3 separate regions of the Mus musculus genome follow, and all the other regions are linked to region 2. A link is a loop called in an ENCODE intact Hi-C map of the cell type or tissue named here. Cell type or tissue: heart. All regions are shown on one strand.

Evidence for each region. A loop is a pair of places that touch in the nucleus more often than their neighbours do. Peaks named below come from ENCODE experiments on the same cell type or tissue, not always from the same donor. Only the 100,000 strongest peaks of a DNase experiment are listed, where the experiment ranks them.
Region 1: it touches region 2 in a loop (6-fold over the local background); 15 of 42 quality-filtered maps call a loop at or near these places.
Region 3: a loop joins it to region 2, with 6 times the contacts of the local background. A loop is called at or near these places in 4 of 42 quality-filtered maps.

The regions. Positions count from the first base shown.
Region 1 is chr6:120,107,832-120,115,831 of GRCm38, reverse strand. The region is part of intron 1 of Ninj2 (ninjurin 2); the gene reads right to left. Among named protein-coding and RNA genes, the nearest start is that of Ninj2, 18 kb to the right of the region's middle. In heart, a CTCF peak has its summit at 3,298; DNase peaks (open chromatin) are centred at 911, 3,231, 6,411, 7,541 and 1 weaker place; H3K4me3 peaks cover 1,090 bases; H3K27ac peaks cover 6,211 bases.
Region 2 is chr6:120,035,788-120,043,787 of GRCm38, reverse strand. Wnk1 (WNK lysine deficient protein kinase 1) reads left to right here and starts at 5,133. Exons shown (of 28, transcript NM_001199084.1): 1 at 5,133-6,914. The coding sequence starts at 6,156. In heart, CTCF peaks have their summits at 3,984 (motif pointing left) and 6,650; DNase peaks (open chromatin) are centred at 3,927, 5,027, 5,627, 6,637 and 1 weaker place; H3K4me3 peaks cover 4,556 bases; H3K27ac peaks cover 4,033 bases.
Region 3 is chr6:120,141,330-120,149,329 of GRCm38, reverse strand. The region is part of intron 1 of Ninj2 (ninjurin 2); the gene reads right to left. It overlaps Gm25327 (a small nuclear RNA gene), which reads left to right and starts at 5,580; the gene lies at 5,580-5,686. In heart, a CTCF peak has its summit at 3,759; DNase peaks (open chromatin) are centred at 419, 1,719, 2,599 and 3,729; H3K4me3 peaks cover 490 bases; H3K27ac peaks cover 3,579 bases.

The sequences.
Region 1 (8,000 bases), 72 kb before region 2:
CATCCTAGGCAGTTAGCACAGGACTTGCCAAGGCCTTCATAGCATTTACCCCGGTAGATGTTGGTTGCTCCTGGTGCCTTCCCTTTACAACAATCTTCTAAGAAAATGAGGCACAGACAGGGTAAGTAGTTTTCCCTAGAGCAGACATCCCAGCAAACAAGTGACAGGTCCAGGATTCAAACCCAGGCAGTTCAGCTCCAGAGTCTTTGCCTTTAACCACACTTCTGAAGGTGATTAGTGACTAACCTTCCCTAATCCCCTCCCTGGTGTGCGTGCCTCTGTGAGAGTACTCGGGGCACTATGTGAGAATTTTCTGGAAAGATACACAGACATACATGCACTCATATACATCCTTACACAGACACACATTCACAGAAGCATACACACACACACACACACACACAAGCACACAAGCATACACAAACACACCCACCCCTACCCCCCCACCCCCCACCCCACCCCCACACAGCCACCCAGGGTACCTGTAAGGAGCTACTGCAGCATTCTGGAAACTATGTGTGGTTTGTAACTGACAGAACATGACCATTATCCAGACTGTAGTCATAAGATATACATGGATCCCCAAACCAGTGACTCCTGAAGGTAGGTTCAACCTCAGCTCTAAGTTACTAAGAACCACTGCTTAAGGCAAGAGTGACAGTGGCCTGGAGGAGAGAGAGGCACATTAAGCTAGCTGGGAGCATGAGGTACGGTTTCCAGGACCCCAATTCTCCCTTGGCAAAACCCTGAAGGATCAAGTTTGCAGCTGTCAGAAAGCAAAGTAGGAAACTGCCGTCTGAGATCCAGGAAAGCCGGGTGGAGATGACCCCAGCTCAGCACTGTTTTGGATTAAATTAGCAGCCCTCCAACTGCCAGCTCTATTGTCACAGTGAAACACGTTTCCAGTCCACCAGCGGAAAGTTTGCTCTCTGGCAGCCAAAAGCACTTGGAACAGGCAATGATGATCTCATAAAGCAGGAAATCTGAGCAGTTAGTCAGATGATTAACGTGTTTTTGAGCTGGAGGAGCAGAGTGTCATTTAATGAAAATATCATTGTAGACGCAGGAGTTTCCAAGCTGGGCGACAGCTTAGAAACTCATCACATCTGAAGTCCTTGCTCTGTTAATATGGAAACCGACTCTTGGTCTGTGTGTTTGGGGTTTGGTTTTGCTTTGTTTTGCTTTGTTTTGCTTTGCTTTGCTTTGCTTTGCTTTGCTTTGCTTTGTTTTGTTTTGTTTTGTTTTGTTTTGTTTTGTTTGAGAAAGGATCTCTATGCATCCCTGCTGCCCTGGAACTTGCTCTATAGACCAGGCTGGCCTGGAAGTCTCAGGAATCTGCTTGTCTCTGTCCCCAGGGTGCTGGCTGGGGTTATAGGCATGTGCACCCATCATGCCCAGATTAACTGACGCTCCCCCCCCCCCAAAAAAAGGAGATATCAGGGTTTCTGGCTCAAGGAAAGTGTAATTTTTCCACTCTATCCTCCCTCCCTTGCAAAACCCTGCAGCCTTGGGTCTCCAATATGCTCCTTAGCTCCTCCTGGGTGCCTGGTAACTCCCTTTTCTTCTTAGCTGTTTCTTTCTTTCTGTTTTAAAGACTTGCTCACTTTGAGGGTTTTGCCTGCTTGTGTTTGTGTATCATGTGCATGCCTGGTGCCTAGAAGTAGCCATGAGATAGATCCCCTAGAAGTAGAGTTACAGATGGTGAAGAGCCACCATGTGGGTGCTGGGAATCGAACCCAGGTACTCTGCAAGAATAACAAGTGCTTTTAACTGCTGAGCCATCTCTCAGTCCCTTGGTGGTTTCTTTCCAAGGGGTGTGTTCTGTTTAGTGTTGGGAACAGGGCCTGGGTTCTAACACGTACACAAACCTGGCTCTATTACTCAGCTATACCCTCAGCCGGTTTTATTGTGCCCACCCCCCTTTGGTGTGACTTTCAATTCTAGAATCAAGCAACATTTCAGTGCATAAAATTCCCCCTTTAGTTGTCTTGTTTGTGTTAGCACACCCTTCTTCCCCCATGGTTCCCACACTCAAGAGTGCTTTCAGCTCTAATCTCTGAAGAAAGGAGCAGCCAGTTAGAAAATAGGGTTAGACCTTCCTCAATCTGTATACTCACTTTAGAGTAGCTCCTACAGGTGGTTGGTAGACCTTTCTCTTGTCTAGTCATGCTTTGAGATTAAATTATTTGACAATCTGCCTATACTGACTTTCAAATAATAAAAACCAGCCATTAGCTGGGATCTCAGCAAAAAAACCAAACAAATTTTGCCTTGCGCATATGCCAAGCTTTCTGGACCTTCAAACTGCGACCAACGTCCTCAGGTTGTATGGGTCTATAGCAAGGTTCTGCTTGCAGAGGCTCTCAACTATAGCTTAGTCTTGTGCTCTCTATACCAGGCAGAGAGGATGGGAAAAGAAATAAGTCCCAAACCTGGATGCTTCTCTTGGAAGTCAGGTCAAAATTCCACACACATCTTTGACTCTGCTCTTGGTAAATTCTAGCGGAATTCTTAAGCACTGTCCTAGTATGGCTAAGGTTGAAAAATGTCCTAACAATATCATACTTCAAAATGGTCCTGCCGGGCAGTGGTGGCGCACGCACACCTTTAATCCCAGCATTTGGGAGGCAGAGGCAGGCGAATTTCTGAGTTTGAGGTCAGCCTGGTCTACAGAGTGAGTTCCAGGACAAGTCAGTGCTATACAGAGAAACCCTGTCTCGGAAAACAAACAGAAAGAAAGAAAGAAAGAAAGAAAGAAGGGAGGGAGGGAGGGAGGGAGGGAGGGAGGGAGGGAGGGAGGGAGGGAGGGAGGGAAAGAAAGGAAAAGAAAAAAAAATGGTCCTGCATAGGCCTCACCCAGAGATCTGACAGCGTCTGTTATCCCTTGCTAGCTTGTATTGTACTCTCTATATAAGCTCACATGACGGTGAGCAAAGGAACTTTCTCTCATCTTTTAAATTTTTTCATCTATAAATTGGATTTCTCTGACCAGAAGTAAAACAAAACAAAACAAAACAAAACAAAACAAAACAAAACAAAACATCCCATCCACAAAACACCGGGCCTTCAAAAGCGGTAGCTGTCACTCTGAGGTGACTGCAGTAGCAGCAGCTGTAACAGAAGGGAAGCCTTGGGGGAAACTCAGCAGGAAACCAAGAACTCCTCTTCTGCGAAAAAGGGAACTGAAACAACCCCACTGAGCCCTGCAGCAGGGCTGAGCTCCGGAGTTTGCTGTGCAGGGGCTGGCTCCGGAGGAGAGGAGGAGCCAGTCGCCTTGAGTCCCCCCACCCCCACCCCCCAGACTGGAGGGCTGGGAAGTGCTCCCTCGGGCGGCCACAGTCAGCTGACCGTGTGCACGCTCCCATTCCCCCGCCCCCCCAGCTGTCCCCAGTCCGCCCCCCTCCCCCGTCTCGTCCCCCTCCTCCACCTCTCCGCCTGGTTGTGTGACTTGTAGGGACACTAGAAATGCTGGTAGTTGCTAAAGTTCCAGCCTTCACACCCAGATCTGTGCGGCTGCTTGATGCATGGCCCTCAGAACTAGATAAAGGCAGAATGAGCTCTGCTCAGGGTCTGTATTTACAAACGTCCTCCACTAAGCCTCACAAGAACTCTCTGGAGTGTGTACAGCCGGTCTAGGCCTGCAGGACCAAGGCTCTGTCGTGACTGGGTTGTGGACACCTCAGTGACAGGGCCCTTACCTAGCAGGCATCCGGATTACAAGGCATGAGTTTTTCTGACTAACTCAGCTTCATACCAGGATGGCAAAAAGCCCCCATTCGAAAACCCCCACAGGCGTCATTGTGTGCTTGGAGGCCATCATGGAGGGCACATCAGAGCTCCCTGAAACAAAGCTAAAGGACTTTCCAGAAGGGGTGGAGGCGGCCTTTGGATATGACGTACACACTTTAAGTCCCCCATAGGTTAGTATTACATTGAGCCACCTCTTTCCACAGATCCTTTTTGTTGTTTGGTTGGGTTTTTTGTTTTTGTTTTTGTTTTTGTTTTGTTTTTTGTTGTTGTCTTTGCTTCTGAGGCTGAAGGTGAGCACAGACAGGGTCCTGAAAATAAGTGTTCTACCACTGAGTGACACCCAAAGCCCACAAGCTATTTAATGCCATTAACCAAATGAGGAGATTCCCCTGCCATGTCTCTTCTGGAGCCCCTTCCTCTCAGATAACAGGGACAGTCCGGTGTCAGAGACCATTTTGTCACTCTGGGGTTGGGTTTTGAATTACCAGCTCATTCCGGAGGCCCTATTATAATACTTGCTCTGGGTCCCAAAGGTCCCAGAGCATCTCTAGTTCCACCTTTGTACCCACATTTACTCATTTTTCTATTGGTAGCCCTCTAAGGTGGAAGGATGCCACCAGAGTGAGGGGCTGGGTTCAGATTGGAACCTCCGCACTGAATGTCTCCCCTGACCAAACCAGGGCAGGACAGCAAGACCCCATCTCGAAAACAAGACTTCCTTTCTTGAGTGTTCCTCACATAAAAGGCAGTTTTTTTTTTTAAGAAGACAAACAGGGCTCCAGCAGCTGGGTGAGAGTTGGTTAAAGGCAGACTGGTGGAGACCAAGCTCTCGTGGACAGCTACTTAATACCCTACGAAGGTAACCTTAATCCCCTATGGATCCCTTTATAGATGAGGCTCCTGAAAGGTTACTCATGCAAGTGCTCAGCGGTAGAACAAAAGCCAAGGGCCATGAGGCGACAGTGGATGGGATCTAGCTGTAGAAGGAGAGAGAACTTTCTAGATAGGGGAAACAGTATTTATAGGATCTCAGCATGCAGGGGAGGTGGGCAGGGGTTACTTGCAGGCCATTTTGCCTGCTAGGTAAATGTGCACAACAAGTCTTGAGCTGTGAGCTTCCCCAAGTCTACTTGAAACCTGAAAGAGAAACATTGCTGCCTACATGGTACCGTAGGGCTGTGCACACATTAGACAAACCCTCTGAGCTACATCCCCAGGCCAGAACTGAACACCGCAATTAATTCCTGAATTCAAATACTGCATTTTTCATTGTGTGGTGCATGCCTGTAACCCCAGTTTTGGGGATGCTGTGGCAGGAGGATTGCTGAGAGTTTGAAGCCAGCCTGATGAGAAATTTTATCCAAAAAAAAAAAAAAAAGCTAATTAACCTTGGTGTATGTTGTTTGTATTTATTTGCAATTCAAACAAATAATACTGTTTAGAAAATTAGGAAAAAACAAAGCAAAAATTCTTTTAAAGGGTTTATATCCAAATTTTTATTTAGCGAATAATATGGGTGTATTTTAATACATTTGATTTAAAAAAACAAAAACAAGTAGAGCAAACAGAGCAGCCATGGTTCTGGGGTTGGGATGTACCCCTGAGGGCATGGGGAGCTACCAGCAGAATCAGGGGAATGCTCTCTGTTACTGCCTTCCACACAGAAGGGAATCTTTCCTCAGAGCCAAGATTAGCATAACATGATAGCATTATACAATCCTATTATTCTTTGATTTCTCCATCACCAACCTGACTCAGCTTTCTAAATCTACTTAAGACCTGGGAGTGTGGGTTTTGCCAAATCTAGCCCTGCTCACTTTGAGACAGAGTCCCACTCTGCAGCCGAGGCTGACCGTAGCTAGACTTGTAGCAATCCTCCTGCCTTAGCCTCCCAAATGCTGAGATCACCTGGCCTGAGCCAAGCCCAGCTTTGCTAAATCCTTTCTTATTAAGTCCAATAAAGTTGTAGTCTAGGGAAGGACTGGAGCCCACGTGATCCAGAGAGACATTCAAACTCGGCTACTTGCCTCGTGGTGACTTTGCACAAATGACCTATCTTTTCTGAAGTTAAAAAAAAAAAAATTAAAGACATAACATGTCCCTCACAGAATTAAGGGAGGTAAACTGTACATAAAGCCCCTGCCACAGACTATGTATTTAGAAATAAGCTGTAAGCCGTTGTCAGATACACACAGCTCCTCTGGTCCCTCATCGAGTTGTCTGTCTGTAGAACACAGCAGAGGGCAGGGTGAATACTTTTCATCAATTTTCTGAAGTAAAAATTGTCCCCACTTCACAGATGAGGAAACTAAGGCTCAAAGATCAGATAAATGCTCAGTGAGCCCCGGATAGACAACTCCTAAAAGATCTAGAACTGTCTTTTTTTTTTTTTTTTTTTTTTCCTCCCACTGCTTCTATCCCTTTGGGTTCACACCATCAGTCATGGCCAGAAAGGGACCTGGTAACCAATGGCACCTTGGAGCCCTCTCCTCTGGTCTGCTGGCCTCCATCTACCTTTCCTCCCACCCCTCCCAACATCGCTATTCCACCCCCACCCCCTATGACAGCCTCTGCTTTTTCCTTGTTAAAGAGCTTGCTGGGAGACTCCGAGGGAGGGAACGCCTGTCTGGGATGCCTTCCAGAGAGCCTCCCTTCTCAGGGCGCAGATAAGTAGGTCACATCAGGATGCTGGGGGTGGGAGGGTAGGCTGCGACAGGGAGGAGGCAAAAATACTTCAGGTCACATGGAAAATGAGAGACAAAGTAACCGGGTTTTTCCTCCTTCCTGCTTTCTCAGTCTCCCAGGGGCAGCTGCCTGTAGGCCACGGCCTACAGGAAAGTGTTTCCTGTCCTGGTGACCTGGGAGGTCACCAGCAAGGCTGAGCTCAAGTGTACTGGGCTGAAAGCTTGTGTCTGCTTTGCTCTCCTACCCCACCCAGTCCCGCACATCTCCCTTCAGTCACCCTCACACGACCCAGCTCCATCTTTCCTCTTGATGGAAAAGAGAAAGGCCAGGATTGTAGGACTATACCACCTTGCTGACCTGGGAGGCTCTGGCCCGATCGATCACCTGGAGCAGCACCCTGTCCTGTCCTGTCCTGTCCTGTCCAGATCTGGGTCCCACGGGTTACCAAAACGACTATGGCAGTGCAGTCAAGTCACTGCCTTTGCAACCCTTTTCTCACCAGCTCTCCTGCCAGCGGTCTACAACCAGAGCAGTGAAAGATCCCACAGCTGGGCAGATGGCTGTGGGGACCCACAGAGGAGGCTATGCAGGGCAGCAAGACCACCGCCCCCTCATATCCTGCCCGCCTCTGTACAACTCTCCTAACTCCCCCGTTCCCTATAGTAGGTCCTGTTCCCTAGCTGAAGTGCTGGCGTCCCACTTGTAAGAAAATGCAGCTGTTGGGGAGGTCCCATCTGTGGAGGGCAGCTGTGTGCCCACCAGGACTGAAAACAGTGACCACACAACAGTGTCCTAAGTTCACATTTATGGCTTAAGACAAGGGACAAGAACAAAAGGACAAAAACCTGACCTTCAACCTGAGGAAACACGTCTGTTTCCCTAGCGTCCAACTCTACAGGGGACCAGTGTCGTCTTCTCTCCTGTGTCTAGCCTAGGGGCCTCCCCTGTCCAGCCTTGGCTGCATTTGTGAGGGGTGTTGTGCCCTCCTACCTGGCCCGTTTCCTGATATTGCTCTCCTGACCACTAAGGGATACGAAGCCCTCTGCTCCTCTGCTCTGGAGAAGGGAGGAGTGTCCCCCATCCCTTGGGTGTCTGTTCCCACATGCCCCGTGGGTGGGGAGGTCCACTCCTGCTTTCAGTCGCTCTCACTCTTGCAGAGCAACTGAGAGACAGCGCTGGGTGTCAAGAGAGAGACATCCATCTACACCTGGGTCTTTCATTATACTTAATCTCCCCAGTGGGGCAGACTTGTCAAACACACCTCATTCCCAGGCTGGAGGAATCCCAGCTATCTCTCATCAGAGTGGGTGTAAATCCCCACAGGTATGCGGGAGGCAGGTAAGTTCGGTGCCAGGATGGGGGAGCCTTGTGCTAAAACAAAAAACCGTTCAGACTTGTAAAATGTATGTCTTTTGTATTCTCCAATTCCCTGGCATCTGCTGCTGTGCAGGTCGTGGACTGGACCACTCTCTGTCTGTTGCTAAGTGGGGTTGCTTCATCCAGGGCCAGAGCAGGCTCACTTCAGCTGAGGAGAGAGGCCAATCTTGAAGTTCCCGCAACCCCCC
Region 2 (8,000 bases):
ACTTTGCATTCGTTTCAGAAGTTCAGCACATGCTTCTATTACAACAGCATGGCAGGTGACTACATCCCTTCGTTAGTTCTGCCTCCCATCTTCCCCATGGTGGTAGTAATCATTCTGAACTCCCGTTAAAACCCTAGGACCTAGCCACTTGGCTTTAATCTCAATATTTTTGAGGTAGAGGCAGGTAGATCTCTGTGAGTTCAATGCCAGCCTTGCCTACAGAGCCAGTTCTAGGACAGCCAGTGCTACATAATAGAGAGACCCTATCTGAAAAAACAAACACAAACAAACAATTCTCAAAATCAAACCAAACCAAACCAAACGAAAACCCAGGAACCAATCAGCCTTGCACGTACATCAACTTACAGGGCTCTTTCTGGGGAAGCTTACCTAAGATGTACGTTGTTGAAACATCTCTTAAGTAACCATTCAGATTCTTAGGACAAATTTCAAGGTTTGTCAAGGCTGGGTTTTTTTTTCTACTGCTTAGGAGAAATGAGGGCTTGTTTGCCCCCTTTTCAGAGAGATGTGCAAACATTACAGAGGCAGAAGAATGAGTGGTTTTTGGGAATGAGAATGGAAATCTCCCTCATTGCTTGCATTAAGTCAGATGAGCAGACTGGCAGGTGCCTGTAGTTCATCTTCCTTTTCCTCTGTGAAATGCAGACCCAGGGAGATCTGCAGATTTTTAAATGCCCTTGAGCTGACCCAAGCCTGACAAACAAAGTAATCACCATTACAGAGAAGGGGTGAAGGGGTCCTATGGACCAATTTCACCCTCTGCAAGGAGTAACCACTTCCCCTTTCCTCCTTCCTCTAAGCTGCTTCTCATTTGTCCTCCTAACTAGATACTCCTGCAAGACTAGAAGCTGCTCTTAGGAGCCTTGGGAGTGGACTTGACACCTCTGATTCATAATAACTTAACCCTGTGGAATTTGACTAATATCTCTCAGCTGTCATTCATTCATCTCTCCTCATGGCTTTGTCTGTTAACTCAGCTTAGTTGCAAAAAGGGAAATTCCCACTCCTAGTCGGGTGGAGGTTCCTCTGTAGACCATGCACCATCCTGTATATCACATTAGCTTCTTAAATTTCACAATAACCAAAGGTATATTACACCTGCTTTTTTTTTTCTCTTTCTGAACACACAGAACACCAGAGGTCAATCAAAGAGTTATTTAATTTGTTTATTTAATCTGCATGTGTGTGTGTTTGCCGTACTAGGGATCTGACACAAGAAGGCCATACGCACGGCAGCATGCGTTCGGCCACTGAGCTGCATTCCCAATCCATAATTTAGTTCTCTGAGAAGTGTAACCTCCTCTTCTACAGAAGTTAAATCAGCTTAGTGTACTTGGGCATGTGAAGCAGTGGCTTTGGATAATCCTAATGTTGCCAGTGTTAGTATTGGTAGAGTTTTGTTTTAGTAATGATCAGCTTGGTTTTCTTCCTAAATGCTCTACAGTCTTAGCTATCCTAATGCGATGTGTGGGTCAGAAAAAGCTTCTGAAATTGGCATGGTCTATGAACAACTACTCAACAGCCTTGTTGTTTCATTGATTAATTGATCCACTAATTAATTAAAGAGGGTCTTCGGTGCTCATAGATGTCAGAAGAGGGCATTGGGGGCCCTGGAGCTGGAGTTACAGACAGTTGTGAGCCACCATGCGAGTGCTGGGAATCAAACTAGGGTCCATTGGAAGAGCAATCAATGCTCTTAACCTCTGAGCCATCTCTCCACATTAATCTGTTTACTCCTTAGGGTTTTGCTTATAAAGTGAAGATTAAAAAGCTTACTTCCTGTGAAGTAGTTACGAAGTTCAGATAGGCCTGTTTGTGTAAAGATCTTGACATATAAGTAACTGTCTGATCAATGGTAGACATTATTTTACAGAACAAAGTGAGTGAAGACTGAAAAAAAAAAAAGGAAACGTGCTGACCTCTTTTTAAACGTTTCTGACAAGTTAATATTAATTGTATAGCAAGACTTCTCTATGTGAAGTTTATCTAGATACACTGAGTCAAGGAATCATAAATAAAACCAAATCATTTTAGAAGGTGATCTATGACACAGAGGTGAAAATAAGGGATAATGAAATTTGAGGGAAGAGGAGATTATTTCTAGATAAAGAAGTCAGAGGGGTTTCTTGACTGACATTCATACTTGAAGTTGAGATCCATACTATCCAGCATTCAACCTGTACATAGTGAGCTTTTGTAAAACAGTAAACACAAGCGAGAGCTTAAAAGAAGGCCAAGCACAGTTGGGAATGACAGGAATGAAACAAAACTCATTCACACGCAAGTCAAAGGAACATGGAAAAGGAGGGAAAAAAAAGAAAAAAGAAAAAAAAAAAAAAAAAGGGAAAGAGGCCCTCCATAAGCCACATCCAGGAAGCTACCGGGAACTGTACCATACTCTAGATCAAGTATGTGTTCAGTTCATTTCAGCCACTGTCTACCTTAAAGCTGTTGCCGACTTTTATTGCCTGTAAGTTATCAATGGGAAGAGAGAAGCATGAATCAACACACTGAAGAAGAAAAACAGATTTGCATTCTTGGTCACCCAAATGCCAGTGCTTCAGATGTTCATTCTGAGTGCATTTGTGTATACTAAGCTCTTCCACACACTTCTTTCTTCCTTTCTTTCTTTCTTTCTTTCTTTCTTTCTTTCTTTCTTTCTTTCTTGGCTTTTTTAAGACAGGGTTTCTCTGTATAACCCTGGCTGTCCGTTCCACACACTTCTATTTAGTCTCTTGCTGGTTTGTGTGGACGGGAGAGAACTTGAAAACAAACTCCAGAGAAAGGGAAAGTATGATCTGGAATTATAGTCAAGAATAACAGGGAACTTAGTACGGATTTAATCATTATAAAGAGAGATGAACATGTGAGCGTAGTAAATCTCCATACTATAGTTCAACCTTTAAGTCTAACCGTCCCACACAGCGACGATACTCACCATTGTATCTGTTTTCCTAGTAAAGCTAAGTAGGAAAAGTTGTCATGTGGATAAGTGTGGTTTTTAAAGTCAATGATTAGTAGGTTATTTATAATGACTAGGTATTCTTGCTTGAAATGATGTGTTGACAGGTCATGGCTATATTATATATATTAAGGAAGTTGTGCCCATTGTCATGTGACCAAAGTTGCAGGGTTTAGTAAATAAGAATAAGCAACAACGATAAAATTGTTTCAGAACCACCTGGACAGAAATATCCTAATTTCTTTTTATAGAAACAAACATACAATAAATAAAAAAAAAACTGTGATTTACTGGTCTTTTAAAAACCCACCACTGTATAATTAAGTTTCTTTGTGTTATAAACAAAGTTTTCTCTGGTAAAGCAACTTTGAGAAAATTATAATCAACAGTCTTAAGAAGTACAAGAAAAATGCACTTCATAGTTACTTCTTCATTTGCTGACATTAGATTTATCACTGGAGATAAACCACTAATTAAATGTACTAAAACAGACTTACCATTAATAAAGTGAACTAATGATTTTCTAAAACAGTAGAGCACTAATATTTCAGTATTCTTCCTGCCCCTTCTGCACTTGTATTTCAAACTGTTCACAACCTGCCTTCTTTATTAAATCTAACAGCCATAGGGTTCAAACAAACACTAAAACTTACATGGTAGATTTCGGCAAGAAAAAAAAAAAGGAAACGTGCTGACTTCTTTTTAAACGTTTCTGATAAGTTAATATTAATTGTATAGCAAGACTTCTCTATGCGAAGTTTATCTAGATACACTGAGTCAAGGAATCTTCCGTTTAGCCGCTTCCAAATCACTCAGAGATCCTCTCATATAGTCTTGGACAAGGAAAACGCGCTTCAGAGCTCGCTCCAGTCCTGGGCTGCGACTGCAGCGTATTCACGCTCGGGTGCGGTTGCGTACGTTTAAGCGCTTCCCGCTCTCACCGGTTGGGTTAAGACTTGTAACTGCCATCTGGCTCATAAATTTGGTTTCCTACTCTGTCTGGTGCCCCCTGGTGCTCATCACAACTATAATCTTACGTAGTAGCAAAGGTGGTCCAGGAAGCACTAAAGATATTTTGAAGAGAAGAATTCCATTACTGTAAACTGCACGGATCTAGGTTTCCGGAGATCCGCGCCTTGGTATAAATTACATATGTGTACATATGCAAGTGTAGTACAGAAAGGGGATGTTTTACTGAGCCACCGAGGCAGGGTATAAGAAAACAAAAGGAAAATAATTTTTACTCAAATATAGAGGCAAAAGTCAACTATGTCCTCTCAAGTTTGTAATCAAAGATTAAAGATGTAGAATATCTTCGAACTCGACCTCCTCCCATGCTTGTCACCCGCCTCTCCCCGCCCCCTACACCTCCCGTTCCCGTTAAGTTTCCGGCAAAGCAAAGAGGTTCGCTCTGATCCTGGGTTTTATTTAGTAGGCAGCCCATCTTTGCAGCCAAAGTACTTGTTTGGAAACTGGAGATGAGCATGCGGCTTTAGTTGTTGTGAAGAAGAGAAGGATGGAATATATTTTGTTTACCCTCACCCATCTAATCAACAGTGATGGTATGTGCACTCTTCACAAAGTTTTCTGGGAGTCTTCGAATTCAGGCTCAGGTTATTCAGCTTTACCTCCTTCTCCACTCCCACACCCCTAGTCACAACACTAAGGAGGCTCTCCATTAAAGACGAACAACATCATTTTTCATTGCATGGCAGCTCTACGAGCTATCTAAGCAGAACATGACGGAAGTCTCTCATTCTCTCCTTTCTTTTCTTCTCCTTTCTTCTCTTCTTTTGCAATTGATTCCTAAATAATGATTTTGATAGCGAGCACTGAGTTTGGAACGGAATTGAGCGACCCACGATGACGCTCCCATCAGGCTTTCAGATGGGGCGGTTTTCAAAAAAAGGAACTACAATTCCCAGGAGGCACCAGGCTAGAGCAATCGCAGGGCATCACGGAAGTAGTAGGCGCGTTCCTCCCGGGTTCCTTTCACGGTTTTCACCGCGAAACTACAAATCCCATCGTGCCTCGAGCTCGGCACGCCTGCGCGAGAGCCCCCCGAGCGCGATGTGGGCGGGGCCGCCCCGGGCGGCGGGGGGCGGGGTCCAAGCGGGCTGTGTGGAGGCTTCAGACATCGGCGCCATTTAAAGCGGAGAGTTTTCCCGGGCGGACGCGCTCCTTCTGCTCGGCTATTCCGTACTCCCTTCTTCGCTGACAGAAGGCGCCTAGTGGGGTGACTGCTCTTTTTCTCTCCCTCTCCCCCTCCTCCCAGTTCTTTCGGTCTCCTCTCCTCCTGGCCAGAGAAGTAGCGGAGCCCGGGCCCCGCGGTGAGCGGCCCTCCCCTCCCCACAGTTCCCTCCCTCCTCTGCCCCCGGCGCCGGCCAGAGAGGGGAAGAGGTTCGCCAGGCCCGGGGCGGGCGGGGAGGCCTCGGGGACGGGGGGGGCCGCTCCTCAGGCTTCGAGGCTTCGAGGCTTCGGCCCTCAGCATCTAGTGATGGGCGCCCTCTGAGACTGGTCCCCTCTCCGGGGCGCGTGCTGCCTGAGGCGGCGGCCGAGCGAGCGAGCGAGCGAGCGAGCGACCGGGAACCCGGGCCGCGGCCCTCCTTCCCCTGCGCGGCCCCTCCCACTCCTGTGCCCCGGGCTGCCACCGCCCGGCGTCGGGGCTCGTCCCTCGCGCGCTGTGCCTCCGCCCTCAGGGCCTATCCCGCCGTGCTCGGCGGGCGGGCGGCGACGGCGGCAGCGGCAGCGGAGGGAGCTTAGCCGTCTTCACTTGGGTCGCATCCTCTCGCCCAGGAGCCAATTCCGCGCCCTGCTCCTCATGACTGCGGCGCTTCTGCTGCCCCAGCCCTACCGGCCTCCGCTCGCTGCAGGATGGATGCGGACTGTGCGGCGCTAACCCCCGTGGCTCCGCTCCCTCCTAGCCCGCCGACGAGCCCGCCCCGTGAGCCGCAGCAGCTTCGGTGCCAGCAGCAGCAGCCGCCGCAGCAGCCGGACTCAGTGTCCCGCGTCGCCCTCGGGGCGCCTTGTCAGTGCTGAGTGGGAGTCGTCCGGTGGTTCGGAGCCCGCCGTAGGAGCGCTGCCCAGCACTTCTTGGTGGCTTCTCCGGGTCACCCTTTTCCCTTTTCATTCATAAATCCGAGCCCGCATTCTTCACTCCATCGGACCGACCATGTCTGACGGTGCCGCCGAGAAGCAAAGCGGCACTCCGGGCTTCCTTACGCCTCCGGCGCCCGTCCCCAAGAATGGCTCAAGCTCCGATTCTTCCGTGGGCGAGAAACTGGGGGCTACGGTCGCCGACTCGGGAGTTGGCAGGACGGAGGAATATCGGCGCCGCCGGCACACTATGGACAAGGACAGTCGTGGGGCGGCCGCCACCACCACCCCCACGGAGCACCGATTCTTCCGCCGAAGCGTCATCTGCGACTCCAATGCCACCGCGTTGGAGCTGCCGGGCCTCCCTCTCTCTATCCCGCAACCTAGTGTACCTGCAGTGGTGCCCCAGAGTGCTCCACCCGAACCTCACAGAGAGGAAACTTTGACCGCCACCGTTGCTTCCCAGGTGTCTCAGCAACCCTCGGCTGCTGCCTCCCCTGGGGAACAAGCCGTTGTAGGCTCGGCCACCACGACCGTCCCCAGCAGTACCAGCAAAGACCGCCCGGTGTCCCAGCCCAGCCTCGTGGGGAGCAAAGAGGAGCCACCGCCGTCCAGAAGTGGAAGTGGCAGTGGTGGCGCCAGCGCCAAAGAGGCGCAGGAGGATAGGAGCCAGCAACAGGATGATATCGAAGAGCTGGAGACCAAGGCAGTGGGAATGTCCAATGACGGTCGCTTTCTCAAATTTGACATCGAAATCGGCAGAGGCTCCTTTAAGACAGTCTACAAAGGTCTGGACACCGAAACCACTGTGGAAGTCGCCTGGTGTGAATTGCAGGTAATGCCCCACCCCCTTTTTTCTTATTCGGTCGTTTGGATCCCAAATTTGGCTCTGTTAAGCCAGTTTGTCGAGTTCACTCTTTACTTGTAATTCTCTGACTCTGAGAGGGCGGGAAGACTAGTGTCCAAAGAGGTTGAAATTGGGAGATTGTGGAGCTTGTAGTTAGTTAGGTGTTTGGAAAAGATAGGAACTATTGGTGTCAAGAAGGATTGTTATCAGCCAGGGGTAAAAAGAGTCATTTAAGTACAAACTTGTGTGTTTAATGTCAGGCAGGAGACATGGAATTATTGGAAAAGGGTTTCCCTTCGTGTTGGGGATCGAAGAAGTGGGGCCTGGACAAGTGCTTTCCCACTGAGCTAAATATATCCTCAGCCTTTGGGAATTTTTTTTTTTTCTTTTGCTTTAAGTAAATATCAAACCTTTTTTTCCTGTACACTTCATTCTCTTCTAAGCCTCTGCAATAATGAACTGCCTTGTGTGTTTCCATCTCTAAAATCTGATTGTTAGACAAGACCCTGTACTTTTAAGGAACAACTTTCTTGATAGCAGAATATCATAGCATAGTAGCTAATAAAGGCATGCCTGGAAATCCCAACTACTTACTCTATTGGTCGAGGCAGGAGAGCCTCAAGTTCAAGGCCAGTCTGGCCTGGGTAGTGAGACACTGTCTTTTTTGTTTTGTTTTGTTTTGGTTTTTTCGAGACAGGATTTTGTATAGCCCTGGCTGTCCTGGAACTCATTCTGTAGACCAGGCTGGCCTCGAACTCAGAAATTCACCTGCCTCTGCCTCCCAAGTGCTGGGATTAAAGTCTTGCACCACCATCAAAACAACCACCCAGTCCCTGATTCCCAACTCTCTTTCCCTTTAAGTGCTTTCAGAGTAGGAAGGTACAGTATATACCTACCAATATAACCACCTACAGGTGCTTAAGCCTTATGGCTAGCTGTGATCTGACACTGTTCATTAGTCTGTCTTCATCCTATTCAGTCCATAGTGAATAGTAAAAGTCCATGCAAAATTGTATAAGTGCTTTGAAAGTTGTGATAATACCATCATTGTTGTAATATCTTATAAAAGACTTT
Region 3 (8,000 bases), 110 kb before region 2:
AGAGAGTTGATGGGAGTTGATGCAGAGTCTGTCTGTTTCCTCGATGAAGACCCGGAGGTTCTGAGAGGTAACGTGATGATATCAGTCCGCAGTGTGGGCTGCTGTACAGCACTGTGCCCCAGGGGCTGCCCAGTCACAGTGGCAAAGTCTGGAGCTTCTGAGAGATTGCGCTGTGAGACTGGGAGCTCAGCCGTCTCTCACACCAGACTTTCTGTCTCGCTTTGCAAAGAAAAAGTGGCTCTTGGCCTCCAGGGAAGTAAAAGGTAAACACACGTGGTTCCCAGGAAGCCTTGAGTGGAGAGCTACTGCACACAGCCTCCATGGCTTGCCTTTTGCCCACTGCAGGGACCCAGGAGGCTTTAAAAGGCAGAGCTGCCAAAGCCTTAAATAGCCTCTCTGCTCCACAAGTGCCTGCGCAGGTGCAAATGCGCTGGTCTGCGCCACACACCCTGACAAGACAGCAAGCCAGATCCCAGCCTCTCACAGGCCAGGAGCCTCTTGGGAGACTGGATAGGCAGAGTGACCCAAAACAACAGTCCAGGAGGTAGGAGGTTTGTCTACAGACCCTGGATCCCTGGACTGAACTCAGTGAACATTTATTAGGTGGTGAGTTTGTGCTCAGTCTACACGTGGGGAGAGGACAGAATACATTTAATACTACACACACACACACACACACACACACACACACACACACACACACACACCACTTTCAAAGAGCTTGCTGGGGGTTTAAGGTTCACGCTAATTACAGAGAGGAAAGGCAGGAGCTGTATTAAAGGCCAGAGAGAACAAGTTATGAAAAAAATTCCAAAACTCAGGCTGGCCCCAAACCATTCTGAAGGGCCCAGCTGAGAGCTTAGTAGTTGGGGTTGGGGGAGGGAGGGAGGCCCACTTCTTGTGGCCAAGAGTTTATTGGGCTACACCCCTCTGCCTCAGTCAGAAGGAAATTTTCTTTTTTTTCTTTTTCTTTTTCCTTTTTCTTCCCTTTCTTTTTTAAACTGGTCTCTTTATGTAACCTTGACTTTCCTAGATTTAGCTGTGTAGACCAGGTTGGCCTTGACTCACAGAGATTCACCTGACTCTGTTCCTTTGTACTGGGATTAAAGGTGTGCACTAGCACCAGGCAGGAGGGGACTTTTAAGGACTACTTCACCCTACAGAGTTGAGTGTACCACAAGTCCTCCTAGCCCTGGAAAATATAGCATAGATGCTTTTGCACCAGGTAGAGCCTCCTGTGAGACAGCTGAGGTCAGTATGATTCTTGGGCAAAATCATGTAGTGATTAAGAAAAGCAGTGCCAGCCGGGTGTGGTGGTGCACGCCTTTAATCCCAGCACTCGGGAGGCAGAGGCAGGCGGATTTCTGAGTTTGAGGCCAGCCTGGTCTACAGAGTGAGTTCCAGGACAGCCAGGGCTACACAGAGAAACCCTGTCTCGAAAAAAAAAAAAAAAAAAAAAGAAAAAGAAAAAAGAAAAGCTGTGCCATTTCAGGGTCTGGAGATCCTATCCAGACTCCTTTAATAACCGTGTGACTTTGTCATTAACCTATGCTTCAATGCTCGAATCCGTAAAGAGAAGGTAACAGTAATCCTTAACTCAAAGGCTTAGAGGAAGGACTGCGTGGGGTAGGTCTAGCTCCCAGCTTGGCCTTCTCTGCTGTAACAGTGACATCATCACTTTGTGCTGCTCTTCGTTGCCAAGGCCTGGTGTGGTGTGTGGTTGTTTCTCTTGTCCGACTGACCGTTGATCAGATCAGGCAAGCCTCAATGAGTCCTTTCTTTCCCCAGGTGCCCTACAGACACCTTTCAACTCAGGGATGGGGGTAGGGTGAGAAAGGACCCGGATGTTCTTTATGTAGCTGTTCTCAAAGTTGATCAGAGGTAGGGAGATAGTCAGGAAGCTGGGTGTCACTGCATTTCCAAGCTTCCTAAGCTAGAACACAGTTTCCTTATCAGGGGAGAAAAGCTAGGGATAGCAGCTGGAATCTTAGAACTAAGGGGTAGGCAGGAAGACAGATTCAGGGTCATCTCTGGCTACATACCAACTTTGAGGCCAGCCAAGACTATAAGACTCTCAGAAAAACAAGAAAGTAGTGCATAATAAACAAATAGTGAAGATCTTAAATGAGAGCAGTGATTCTTAGTTGATCAGAAGAGGAAAGGATCCTCCATTAGAGATGATGGGGGTGGGGGTCTGGGGGAAGTCCTCTGAATTTAGATGTACACCAAAAACTGCCTAGAGACAAATAAATAGCACTTGCCACACAATAGACGCTGTGTTCTTTCAAACACTCAGGGATGCTGCCATGCTTCGAGTTTTAGATGAATGCACAGGAACTCTTCGCTGGCACGCATTTCTCATGGGTGGATTCTTAGAATGCAGTCACAATTACTTGCAGGAATGTCGGACCGAGTTCGAAATTTAAAGAGGCACTCCAAAGTTTGGCACCCCCTGTGTCTAGGGAAGGGCGCATTCCACCTTTCCTGCACCCTAATGCCAGCCTCGTAAGAGAACATTCCTCCCTGTCAGCTCCGTCCTCCTCTTGATAAACAGCAGCCACTAGCCTAGGTTCCCTGTGGCCCTGAGAGCAAAATGGAAGGAGGAAGGGTAGGGTAGGGGTAGTGTTGTCTGAGCAGAAAAGGGCAGTCCTATCGGCAGGTTTGGGGTGGCTGGGCACGTCACTGTCCTGGTCATAGTTTCCTATCACACATGTTTATGCACGGCCCATAGGAAATAGGGGGAGCAGAAATGTCCACACAGCCCTACCTTCAGCCTCTGAAAAAAATGTGTTTTTGTTTTGTTTAACTTTTCAGGAAGTCACAGCCCCTTTCAAACCTCAGTAAAGAGTCTGGACCCTCATACCAATTCCTAGGACACAGCCGTACTTAAAAGACCATTGGTGGTTCTCGCCCAGGTCCAGGAGCCACCCTCCCCTACACGCCACGTGGCCTCTATGGGCATATTTGGACCCTGAGATAGAAATGTTTGCATTTGAGGAAAAGCCTTGACTTAGATTTCCACAGATAACTTTATGAGTTCCAAACATCCCATGGAACCTAGGAGTGTCTCACTTTCCAAATGGCTATGGTTGGAACCTTGGATTTTAGAAGGCACCTTAGCAGGCTGCAGGCACTAAGATAGAGCCTTATAGGGGTAAACTAAGCTTCAAGAGGCCAATGGAACCAAGAGAGAAGCACAGAGTCTATTGCAAAGTCAAGAATCCTTTCTGTCTTGCAGTTTTGTATCTGTGGCCTGCAGACTTTCAAGCCCTTGAAATGGAAGCTACTTCCACCTTGGGGCAAGACCCTCAGGCTCCCTTTCCTCTGCCCACACCTGTTGCCAACACTTCTTTTACCTCAGATCCCATGTGGAGACACCTTTTCCTAGGCCATCCTCCTTCTGAGCTTGTAAAAGTCCAGAGGTTGTTTGCTGACTTGGACCCAAGCTTAGTGAACCCAAGAACATCCACTGCTATACCTAGCTTGCATACAGCAGGTGTCCCAGGGTGAGTGAGATAGCAACAGGTCTGAAAAGATCAGAGGAAAGCCAACAGGTCCACCCAGGACAAGCAATCCAGGCCAGTGGGCAATTTGTCCCAGGCAAAGGAGGCAAATTCCCCAAATACCAGGATGTTGAGCAATAGTTAAAGAATGAAACTCATTGCTATTCCAGCCCTTCCTCTCCCCCACCCTGTACTCTGTGTCCCATCCTTTTCCTCTGAAGAAGCTACTGTGCAAATGACTCACTGTGCCCTGTAAGAGTCCCCTGCTGGCTCCAAGTCTACCTCAGCTTCCACACACTGAAACCCATGGCTGCTGAGATGTCTTCACAGCTGTGTCAGCTTATGAAGGCTTCCATATGTTCAAGTCGCTCTGCTTAAGGATTTCATTTTGTTATTTTGAATTTGTTCTTTGCCTCACAGAGCTGGGGATTGAGCTTAGTGTGTTTTCCATGCCAGGAAAGTGTGCTGCCCCTGCATCATACCCCCGGCCCTCCATTTCCTCTATGTGAGTTCATTGTTTCTGTTTTGCTATAGCTCTCACTACAGGGCTAGGTTCTCGGGCCTTGCACATGCCAGGCAAAGACTCTACTACTTAGCTAACCCAGTCCTTCAATTTTTAAAATTAATATATCTAACAAATAATTATAGAGCTGTAATTAGGTTAGGATAAAATGAAATGGGGAAAATTAAAATGTACTAAATTCAAGTTTATAGGCAAATATACAGATGAGATTTTGATTCTGTTTTTTAAAGGAAATTTCTATCTGCCAAAGACAAAAGACTTACTAAACCATGGCACATGGTAGAAATTACATACATATTTGTTTGCCCTGTTACTAGCTTATTAACTCCACCATGCAGCAAGTAGCATTCTAGCTGGATATTAGACAATGTGTAAAAGTTGGAGAGGAAACAAGGAAAAGACCTTCCAGGTAGAAAGAATGCCTGAAAAGAGCCGCAGAAGCAAGAGAAGTAGAATTACATTCAGGAGAGCAAATAATTTCAGTTGGCAAGAACCTGAGAGACAGGTTCTTTAATCTCAGCACTCAGGATGCTAAGGCAGGCAGATCTCTGAGTTTGAGACCAGCCTGGTCTATAGAGTTAGTTCTAGGACAGTCAGGGGTACACAGAGAAACCCTGTCTGGAAAAAAAAAAGAAGAAAGGAAGAAAGGAAGAAAGGAGGAAAGGAAGAAAGGAAGAAAGGAAGAAAGGAAGAAAGGAAGAAAGGAAGAAAGAAAGAAAGAAAGAAAGAAAGGAAGGAAGGAAGGAAGGAAGAAAGAAAGAAAAGGAACCCAAGAGAAGGGACTGGAGTAACGGCTCAGTAAGTAAGAGCACTATCAGGTCTTCCAGAGAACTCAAGTTCGAGACCTAGCAGCTACACAACAGTGCACAACTGTTTGTAACTCTAATCCCAGGAGATAACACACATTCTTCTGGCCTCTGCAAGGCACCAGGTATGCATATGTACATAGACATACATGCAGGCAGAATATCCATCTACCTCCACACATACACATATACATACACACAAGAACATGGAGAAAGAGAAAGACAGAGGGTGAAACACCAGGGAAGGGACAGCTAGCGGGTGGCTTTGAATGGCAGACTTAAGAGTAATCTGGGGGTCTGGAGAGATGGCTCAATCAGTACCATGTTTGCTATGCCAGCATGAGGACCTGAGTTTTACTCCCAGCACTGACATAAAAAGTCAGGTGCCTCCATTGTTCATATAATACCAGCTCCAGGGAGACACAGGCAGGAGGGACCTTGGAGCCTTTTTACCCAGGCAATCAAACTGGAGAGCTCCAGGTTCACTGAGAGACCCAGTCTCCAAAACCAAAGTGGAGGTCTGGAGAGATAGTTAAGGGTTAAAAACACTTACTGCGCCGGATGGTGGTGGCACCGACTTTAAACCCAGCACTTGGGAGGCAGAGGCAGGCGAATTTCTGAGTTCGAGGCCAGCCTGGTCTACAGAGTGAGTTCCAGGACAGCCTGGGCTACACAGAGAAACCCTGTCTTGAAAAAAACAAAATAAAATAAAAATTAAAAAAATTAATTATTCAAAACAAACAAACAGTGCTCGCTTCGGTAGCACATAGACTAAAATTGGAACGATACAGAGAAGATTAGCATGGCCCCTGCGCAAGGATGACACGCAAATTCATGAAGCGTTCCATATTTTTGCCCCTTCTTAGAATTGGGAACAAAACACCCATGGAAGGAGTTACAGAGACAAAGTTTGGAGCTGAGACAAAAGGATGGACCATCTAGAGACTGCCATATCCAGGGATCCATCTCATAATCAGCCTCCAAACGCTGACACCATTGCATACACTAGCAAGATTTTGCTGATAGGACCCTGATATAGCTGTCTCTTGTGAGACTATGCCAGGGCCTAGCAAACACATAAGTGGATGCTCACAGTCAGCTATTGGATGGATCACAGGGCCCCCAATGGAGGAGCTAGAGAAAATACCCAAGGAGCTAAAGGGATCTGCAACCCTATAGGTGGAACAACATTATGAACTAACCAGTACCCCGGAGCTCTTGACTCTAGCGGCATATGTATCAAAAGATGGCCTAGTCGGCCATCACTGGAAAGAGAGGCCCACTGGACTTGCAAACTTTATATGTCCCAGTACAGGGGAACGCCAAGGCCAAAAAGTGGGAGTGGGTGGGTAGGGGAGTGGGAGGGGGAGGGTATGGGGGACTTTTGGGATAGCATTGGAAATGTAAATGAGGAAAATACCTAATAAAAAACAAACAAACAAACAAACAAACAAGCAAACAAACCAAGGTGGAGGGAGACTGAGGAGCCAGACATCTATGGTTGACCTATGGCCTCCATATGTGTATTCATAGATTCATGTATCTAAATACGTTCAAACATATATACATATATACAGCAGAAAGAGGAGGGGGAAACAAGTAGGTCTGACTCTTTTAGGGAATCACTTAAAGGCCCATGGTGTGTATGCTTCTGTTTGAGACAGGATGTTTCTGTGTAACCAAGACTGGCCTTGAACTCAGGATCCCCTTCTCTGTGTCCTGGAAGTGCAGACACACAGCAGCATGCCTGGTTTATCACAGACCTCCGAGTCAAGGACATACATGATTACATGCTGATCATAATGGCTTGATCTTAGAAAGACTAGATCATTCTAGGAAGCCGAGATTGGGATGAAAATAGAAAAGCAACAGGGCTTGGGTGTTGGCTGTCAGAAGGGACAGGCAGGTCAGAACAGAGCAGGACCTTTTTCAGGAGGCTTCATCTAGCCAACTAAACTAAAAGGGGCCTTGACCTATGTCCTCAATGGTCCTCATGACTGATTCTCCAGAGAGCAGAGCAGCATGGCTGTGAGAAACAGATTTTTGAGATCAGACCAACCAAGGATTAAAGAGCAGACAAGCACTGATGCAAACTCGCCACCTAGGACCTATCATATGTGAAATGGGACCATCATATTTTTATTTTTTGGTAAGGGTTTAAGTGATATAAAATATGCTCAAACACTAGACAGAGGCCCGGAATGGGGAAGTGACCAAAACAGTTGACAAGATAATCATGACTTCATGATTCGTGTTGTAGATCCATGTAGGTAGAACTAGCACAGGGTGATATGGCTCCATGGCAGCATGCTTGCCTGGCATGTTTGAAGCCCTGAGTTCCATCTCCGACCCTGAAAACAACCTCCACTGCAACTGTTTCCCTTATTAGACTGCTGATGGAGTGCATAAAGCCCTTCTCAGTTTCACCAGTACCAGCGGGTACACTCAGTACCAACTAGGCAACGATAAACAGGAACAAAAGGGATGGCAGGGTAGGTGAGTAGCGAAGATTTCATTAAGCTCAGGCACATCTGTCTGTCCCCAAGAGAAGGCATGACGTTTTCTTGCTCCATGTGCTCCTACTCTGCAGGACAGTCACTCAAAGTTGACAGACATGACGAGAAATACCAACGGATGGATGAGTCTGTCCCAAAACAAGACATGAAGTCCAGCTCCAGAAAACGTTTGGTGCTCACTGTTCCAGTAGGTATTAATCCAAAGTCACCAAGACCTGGTCCTAACTGCAGCTGTCTTTGCTTAAAGCCTTCCTGATATCTACCCAGCTGCCTTCAGGGCAGCCTTGGTTTTGATCAGTAGTTCTCAACGTCCCTAATGGCGTGATCCTTTAATTAATTAAACTGCTCATGTTGAGGTGATCTTCAAGGATAAAATTATTTTTGTCACCACTTCATAACTGGAATTTTGCTACTGTTATGAATCATAATGTAAATATCTGTGTTTTCTGATGGTCTTAGGTGACTTCTGTGAAAGGGTCACTCAACCCCAGAGGGGTCAAGATCCATAGATTGAGATCCAGATCAAGAACTGGATTTGAGGGGCTGGAGAGATGGCTCAACAGTTAAGAGCCACAAGGCGGTGGTGGTGCACACCTTTAATCCCAGCACTTGGGAGGCAGAGGCAGGCAGATTTCTGAGTTCGAGGCCAGCC